Linked DNA regions of Homo sapiens: regions 1 and 2 are each linked to region 3. A link is a contact called in ENCODE Hi-C data. All regions are on one chromosome and are shown on one strand. The core of a region is the stretch at or near the end of the contact, and the rest is flanking DNA. Distances in the headings are between cores, read along the strand shown.

Region 1 (2,700 bases), core at 31-2,530, 1.5 Mb before region 3:
ACTTGAGGAGAGTAAAGTATAGAAAATGTCTCTGTTTTGTGGTTACTCATATAAAAGGTCTTGCATTAAAGAGTCCAGAGATTTATGTATCATAGACAAGGTCATCTTGATAATAGCACATAATTCTGGGAGCAGACACATCCCCATCTTCCCACCCCATATCACCCCTACTGCAAAGCATCACTGGAATCCCAAAGAGGATTCCAGGTAGGCTGGCCTCAGTCCTGACTCTTGACTTGCCATCATCCTTTCTCGTTTTTGTCTTTCCTGTTAGTTTCTTCTGATACCTCACGTGTCCTTTGGTAGAGGCTGTTTCATTTTAATTATTTAATTTCATTTTAATTATCTGCCATTTACTAATGTTAGTCTGAAGTTGGCGGTGATTTGCAGATTCTCAGTAGTAGTTCTCATCTGATTGGGGGGTGGTGTCTGCCTGTTTTATAGATGGGACACAGGCAGAGAGTAATGTGCTTAAGATACCAATGCCTGGGAAGTAACATGCCTAGGTTCATTCCTCAAGCTGTGCGATTCCAGAGCTTTTGCTCTTTTCACAAAAATTAACTGGGAGACAAGCTGTGTCCAGGTGGTGAAGCTAGGTCCAGGAGTACAGCCCAGCATGTACTCGAGGTCTAAGTTGTACAAAAAAGGCTGTAAGACCTTTCAAACTGATTTTTAAAATAACAGTTTTATTGAGTTAGTTCATATACCAAAAACATTCACCCTTTTATAATGTACTATTCAGTGGTTTTTAGTGTAGCCACAGAACTGTTCAACTGACACCACTATCTAATGTTAGAACATTTTCACCACCCTGACAGAGAAACTATTAGCATGTAAGACTAATTTTAAAGCTAACATTATTGGAGTAGAAGCCAAGGATTGGGCTCTCCTGATCATCCTGTGAACTGAGTGAGGGTAGAAACCAGTTCCTGGCCCAACCCTGCAGTGGGCACAGAGTAGACACCAGTGTTGACTCTCACAGAATCCTCCAGAACAGTGAATTCTCAACTTTTGAAATTTTAACCCAGTCCCAATTTTGGTAAACTAAAAAATCTCACTTTACTCTGCCCACTTGTTTTATGAAAACAATAGGATTTAAAATTGTTTTCTAAGCACCTATTTGTTTTTTGATTTTTCTCGGGTAGATCTGCCACCCTCATTATTTTGATTGGAGAGTCATTGGCATCTCAAGACTTCTGGGTTATTTTCATTGCAGGTTTGCTTGAACACATGAAATGATTCAGTGCAGTCATGAGTTCAGATGACTCACGCATTAAGCAATTTCATGTGTAAAAGTGATCCCAGCCAGCAAATGCTAATAACAGCCATTTATTATTCCTTGGATCTTCCTACTCTTTTCTTTAACATTTGTCTTTGGCCATTGCCTCCTTTCTGTTACCTTTTTCATGCTTATTAAAGTAAATTGAATAACATTATATAGCAATGTGTGTTATTTGTCTTTTCTTCCCAGTGTGATATAAACAGTCTGGGGCTGAGAAAATGGGTAGTGGGGTGGGGAAAAACCTTTAAGAAGGTAAAGGCCAGGTGTGGTGTCTCATTCCTGTAATCCTAGTGCTTTGGGAGGCTAAGGTGGGAGAATTGTTTGAGACCAGGAATTCAAGGCTACAGTGAGTTATGTTTCTGCCACTCCACTCCAACTTGAGCAACAGAGTGAGACCCTGTTTCTAAGACAAAAAATGTAGCAAATGTAACATTGTCATGGTGAGAGGAAGAACACTTCTTTTTCCTACTTGAGCTCCCTCAGTCACCTTGACTGACAACATCTGGAAGCAGGCCAGCCAGTGAGAGCTTAGCCAAGGGAATTGTATGGGGGCATGAGTCCAAGTGACCATCTTGGGAATAATTCTCTGGGAAAAAATTACATTTTTTTTTTTTTTTTTTGGTGAAACAAAGCATCTCCCTTCTTACATTTTATTGATAACAATTTAGTTTCCAGTAATATTACATTGTTAGCATGGTATATAAGTATTTCAAGTTTTGTTTTCTCTCTCTGTGTGTATATAAAATTTAGAAAAAAGATTATGTCCTAAAATGTTAGAGTAGGGAATACTTTGTTTTCAAATGTAAGTCACAAGGAAGCTGTGGTTGAGTATATACACTTAGTTTACACATTGTCTTTTTGTATGAAATCAGAAACGTTGGTAGTTCTCTTTGTCTATAACTTAGGGTTTGGGGAAGTTTGTTTTGTTTTTTAGTTTGAGTTAAAAGCCATGACAACACTGAAAATGGGTTCCAGTAGGTCTACCTCCTTTTTTCCATTAGCATTATTATTTCTTTTTCATTTTTTAAATTGTTCATATTTCTCTTGGATGGTATCTTTTCTGCTTTGAATCCATTATCAGGGTACATCATTTATTATCAACATTTATGAAGGGCCTTTTATTTAATTTTATTTTGAGACGGAGTTTGCTCTTGTCACCTAGGCTGGAGTGCAATGGCATGATCTCGGCTCACTGAAACCTCCGCCTCCTGGGTTCAAGCAATTCTCCTGCCTCAGCCTCCCAAGTAGCTGGGATTACAGGAGCCTGCTACCACACCTGGCTAATTTTTGTATTTTTAGTACAGATGGCATTTCACCATGTTGGCCAGGCTGGTCTCGAACTCCTGACTTCAGGTGATCCACCTGCCTTGGCTTCCCAGACAGAGTGTTGGGATTACAGGCGTGAGCCACTGCGCCCA
Region 2 (2,700 bases), core at 167-2,666, 1.2 Mb after region 3:
AACATGTGAAAAGATGTTTAACCTCATTCATCATTGGGCAAACAAATGTTACAACAATGAAATCCCACTGTATACTTACTGGAATAACTAAAATATAATAAAATACTAATATTTCCAAGTGTTGGTGAGGATATGGAACTCTCATATATTGATGGCAGGAATGTGACTTGGAACAATCCCTTTAGACAATTATTTGGCAGTATTTACTGAAGCTAAACATACATATATTTTATAAAGTAGCAATTCTATAATATATTGTATTACCTAATAAGATGCTTGCATGTGTCCATCAAAGTACATGCAAAACTATATCATCATGATTTATAATAACTAAAATGTCCATCAATATTAAATATAGTGTGGCATATTCATATTATAGGATGCTTCATGTCAATAAAAATAAACTGAAATTATGTGTGACAACACTGATAAATCTCAGTAACATAATGATAAGCAAAAACGCTATATTCAAATGTTACATACAATAAGATTTTATGTATATGCATTTCAGAAGTAGGCAAAGATAATTAACGGTGTAGTTCAAAGGGGGTAACAGATGATGGTAGAGGTAATGACTATGAAACAAACTTACCATGTTATGTTTTCAATGAGTAATAGTATATACAAATGTCAGGAATGGAACATGCCTTTTCTCTCTTTACTTTCTAATTTATTTTAAAATCAAGTTTTCTAAACTAGAGATTTGCCTTTGCCTGGTGGTAACAAATGAAGAGTATTTAAGAAAGGTTCTGAAAGAAATATGATCAAATATGCAAGCCCCACTGATCCAAAGCTACCTTGTTGAAAAGACATCTCACAAATCTGAATCAATGCATATGGATTCAGAACAATACAAGTCAGATTCACTTAAATTGTCCATCTTTTATTCCCCTTTAAATCAAATATCAATAACCTTGGGGAGGTGATGCTGGCATTCAAATTAAATGACTTCTGGTTTTTCATGTTGTAGACCCGTTTATAATCTTCCCTCGTCTCAATTAGCCAAATAGGGAAGAAGAGATATTATTAATTATCTTATCGATCCACTTGTCACCTGAATAAAGTAGAAACATAGTGATTTGTTTTGCTTAATATGACCTCAGGAATCACAGCAAAAATAGTCAAGCTCCCAACTGTGCTCATTCTCTGCTACAAACTAAATTGTATACCCAGGCCTGTTACCTCTCCTTCCCCCTTATCTTTTATTATGTGTTACACAGGGTGTAATTTTGCTAAAACAAGCCCTTTAATTATACATTGCCAAAAGTGTCACCTACTGTTAAACGATTCCTGTGCTGCAGACAGAAGAAACCATGAACCCTGCAAGGTTCTGAAGTTTCCATTACGTGCACAGACCCCAAGAACAGCTGTTAACAAATCTGTTGGTGGTTTTGTGTAAAAAGCAGCCAGGCTGTGCTCCTGCTGTACTTTTGGTCAGAGAAAGCAATTTGCATTTTGACAGGCTTCGTGGGCAGAAGAAAAAACAGCACAGGTATAATAATAGCTCTAAATGAAAGATTTGGAGCAATGTTTTACTAATATTGAAAGTTTCCTTAAATAATGAGCAGCAATTAGAGAAAAATTATCTCAGGAGAACAGCAATATTAAGACTGTTTACTGATAACATAGACGAGAGTATTATTTTAAGGAACTTTAAGAAAAAGACGTGTGATTTAATATTTTATTAGACTGTTTAACATAAATTTTATCAAAATGAAACAGAAGATAAACTTAGGTAGTAATGTAGAGCAATTTTTCCTTTAAGAAAACTTAATAATTATTTCAGTTCTCCATTCTCTTACGTTATAAAATCTTTATCTATTTTGAACCTATTTTCCCACATACTTTTAAACTGTAATAACTTACATGTAAATATAGAGTATATGTATTGCTGCCAACCAAAATACTTAACTCTGTATTGCAATTGCTGCTCTGTTTTACGATTAGACCTTAAACATAGTGATCTAGAATTGAGCATGGGCCTTGCTGAATTTAAATACTAAGTCTAAATTTACTGTCTGCATTACCGTACTTAAATTATTTTACTTTAAGTTCCTCATTAAGTAATATAATACCTTCAAAAAATTTTACATTGAACACAGATCTCAAAATAAAATAATTTACATTTATAAAATGTTAATAAGAAAGTAATGCTTTATTACTGTGATAGAAGTTGATTGTATTTATCAATATTTGGTTTTTCTCTGCTTGCTGGACATACTTAAACACATTCTACAGACATTTTGCTTCTGAATGGGACCACAAGACACAATTCTGGCTAATGGAATGTGTGTTGCAGAATGGTGTGCCACTCCCAGAGCTGACCAAAAAAGCAGTCTTAAAAACACTCTCTTCTCTCCAAGGCCCTAGAAATAGCAGACACAATACAAGGTGGGGTCTCCCTAATCAGAGCTTGGAAAATAGTTGGGTACAAAGGCCACACAACAAGGATCAAATGTATTGGACTTCACATAAATGAGAAATAAAATTGCCCAGGAGATTTTGAGGATAACTTTTTTTAAGTTACCCTTTGCTAACTGACGTTATTATGTAGATATTTAAGCAGAATATGCATCTATTTCTAAGAAAATATTCACTCTATATTAACTTCCTTAACCCATCAGGATGTTTTTTGTTGTTGTTATTGTTTTGTAGAAAAGCCAGAGAATTTAAACGCTCATGTAATAAATATTCTAGATG
Region 3 (2,700 bases), core at 13-2,512:
GAAAGCTCCCTGCGCTCTCGGCGTGGCTAGGGGAAATGACTTGCAAAGCAGAAGCGGCGGCGACTTGGACGGCCGCGGGGGTGGGACACGCTCCCAGAGCCAGCTCGGGCCCCTCTCCTGGCTGGGCTGTAGGCTCACACCTTACGCTTTGCGGAGACGCTGCCCCCAATCCCCACCCGCTTCGCTTTTCTTGTCCAGTCTTTCTGGGCTCTAAGATTGAGGCTGTGATAGACCTTGTGTTTCAAACGAAGATCGATTTATTCCCTTAAAACTCGTGGAAGGGGTACGAGTTGGTGGGCACAGAGGAGTATCGAAAGTATTAGAGTTTGCAGAAGGTGGGAATCAGAGTACCTTTCTGCAGAAGGCGCACCTGTTGCCTGCTGCTCGGCTGCATTGTCTGCGAAAGGAAAAGGGGCGACGCTTCACTCTGACTTTTGGGGTTTCTAAAGAGCTGGGTCACGGTCACTGTCTACCCTCTCCCCTTCCTCTCCCCCCCCCCCGCAAGCACCACGTCCTCCATCGAACGTGGGCACTGCATGGAAATAAGGAAACATAGAAAAATAAGCCCTACCCCCACTCCCATTCCCTTTCAGATGGGAGTGTGGGGGGTGGGGGTGGGGTAGAGAGAGTGAGAGAGAGAGATAATTAGAATGAATATATGCCAGAAGAGGAGGAGGCCTGGGACAGGAAAAGGGAGTAAAAGGGGATGAACCGGGTAGGGAAATCCCACCCGAACTGCGTGAGCCCTCTGAGCGTCTCGTGTCATGGGACATCTGTACGCTCTTCCGCTAAGGGGGTGACGAAGGTGGGTGGGAGAGGTTAGGGCGCTGCAAGGCACATCCCATTCCGTGCGGCTCCAGGTGCGTACTACCTGGCCACGCCGGCCTTGCCTTCCGCCGGTGCTTTTGTTGCACCCTCCCCACATGTGAGCGGCCGAGCCGCTGCGCGGGCGCAGGGGCTTCGGGGAAAGTGAAGTGTCGCGACGCTGCGGGCTGCGCAGACCTGGGAGAGGTCACACCTCTTTCGGAAAAAAAAAAAGAAAAGAAAAAAAACACCAAAAACCACCCAAGCTGGCTACCAAGGTGAACGCAGAGCGGTTCCCACCTTAAAATCGGCCCTGCTCGTGACGTCAGGTCGGAAATATACCAAAGCGAGCGCGGGCCAGGAGTCCAGGGAGCGCGGCAGCGCGGCGATTGGGCGGCGGGCCGCTGACGCGCGCTGACGCGCGGAGACTTTAGGTGCATGTTGGCAGCGGCAGCGCAAGCCACATAAACAAAGGCACATTGGCGGCCAGGGCCAGTCCGCCCGGCGGCTCGCGCACGGCTCCGCGGTCCCTTTTGCCTGTCCAGCCGGCCGCCTGTCCCTGCTCCCTCCCTCCGTGAGGTGTCCGGGTTCCCTTCGCCCAGCTCTCCCACCCCTACCCGACCCCGGCGCCCGGGCTCCCAGAGGGAACTGCACTTCGGCAGAGTTGAATGAATGAAGACAGACGCGGAGAACTCCTAAGTGAGTAGATGCAGCCCATGCAGTTCGCCTTCTTTTATGCTTTTTCCTTCTTTTGCACGTCTCTTCTTTCCACTTGTGTGGGACAGGTTCTCTGGAAGTGGGAGCCAGAGGCTTCTAGTGAGAGTGGGACCGAAGGATGGGGAGTGCGTGCGCGCAGTTACCGGGGGGCATTTGTTCGAACTCCGGCTTTGGCACTAGTGGGGAGTTGGCTCTCGACAGAGGTTTCCAGGCTCCTCATTGGTGGACGTGGAAGGGAGACTCCACAGTTTGGGAGCTGAGGACTAGCCCGCGGAAATGTGCGCAAAGTTTGCTGTTAGTGAGGAATTGATTGTGGCCTGTGAACACGGAGACTCCAAGTCCTATGTATACGAGGGAAGCTGCCCACAAACTGACAGGGAGAGGAAGTTCTTCAGTTTATGCGTTGCTTGGGAACTGTGTCTCCGCGGCTGGCCAGCGCGCGATGTTTCCCGGGTATTGTTGAGTAAGGGTGGTGTTGGTAGCGTGTCCTGTTACTAAGTTGCCTGAAATTTCTGGTTTTGACATATGCTGTCCTTGGGTTTGCGAATGTATCAGAGCGAGAATATGAATATGTAAAGAGTACAGTTATGAAACTGTGGAGCTACCAGGGGGTTAATATCCAACACAGGAATATCTCTAAGGGCTGTGGGGTTCGAGTCTCCTTTCTGCTTTTTCTGGGTAATCTTCCCCCCACCCCCACCACCACTATGAAGCAAGATTGTGGGGGAGGGGAAAGAATAAAAAGAGAGGATACTGGCTTTCTTTTTTCATTAGTAATAAGATTGTCTGTGCTCTAGAATGTCTTCCAAGTGGGAACATCTGAAAATTGCTAGGACACAAGAATGCCTTGTTCCAGAAAGGCAGATTGTGGAAGGCATTATGGGGAAGGTGTTCATCTTGCTGTGCTGGGAAACACTTCTAATATTGGTGCCAATACCATATAAGCAGTATGTCCCCCCTCTGCAATTGACCTAAGAAGCTCCTGGAAAAGTAGATCCCCTCTTCCCACCTTGTGACCATTAAGCCTTGTGACCATTAAAGATGCTGAAAGACAAGTTTTCTGGAAAAGTGAACATCAATTTATCTGTAGCTCCAATCCCAGTGCTCTGTCAAAAGCACTTTAGAAGTGCGGATGCTTCCACTCAACTTGCCTTCTCAGTCAAGGCCTTTCTAACATTT

Evidence for each region. Hi-C counts contacts between places; a loop is a spot of excess contacts on that map. Pooled maps may share reads with other maps.
Region 1: a pooled map shows a loop between it and region 3 (3-fold over the local background). The contact joins the enhancer-like site here to the promoter of NR4A2 in region 3. A Hi-C loop is called at or near these places in 2 of 50 pooled maps.
Region 2: a map with no recorded cell type shows a loop between it and region 3 (9-fold over the local background). The contact joins the enhancer-like site here to the promoter of NR4A2 in region 3. A Hi-C loop is called at or near these places in 9 of 37 single-sample maps with no recorded cell type and 3 of 50 pooled maps.

Annotation. Positions count from the first base shown.
Region 1 is chr2:157,829,936-157,832,635 of GRCh38, reverse strand. The region is part of intron 1 of ACVR1 (activin A receptor type 1); the gene reads left to right. Among named protein-coding and RNA genes, the nearest start is that of ACVR1, 45 kb to the left of the region's middle. RefSeq lists an enhancer at 1,100-1,601. Within about 2 kb of position 1,280, at least 13 of the 41 ENCODE cell types and tissues checked have a DNase peak (open chromatin) inside an H3K27ac peak, as active enhancers do.
Region 2 is chr2:155,144,632-155,147,331 of GRCh38, reverse strand. No RefSeq gene overlaps it. Among named protein-coding and RNA genes, the nearest start is that of KCNJ3, 450 kb to the right of the region's middle. RefSeq lists an enhancer at 1,182-1,241. Within about 2 kb of position 1,416, at least 2 of the 41 ENCODE cell types and tissues checked have a DNase peak (open chromatin) inside an H3K27ac peak, as active enhancers do.
Region 3 is chr2:156,331,283-156,333,982 of GRCh38, reverse strand. NR4A2 (nuclear receptor subfamily 4 group A member 2) reads left to right here and starts at 1,262. Exons shown (of 8, transcript NM_006186.4): 1 at 1,262-1,503. RefSeq lists an enhancer at 1,001-1,080 and a silencer at 1,311-1,510.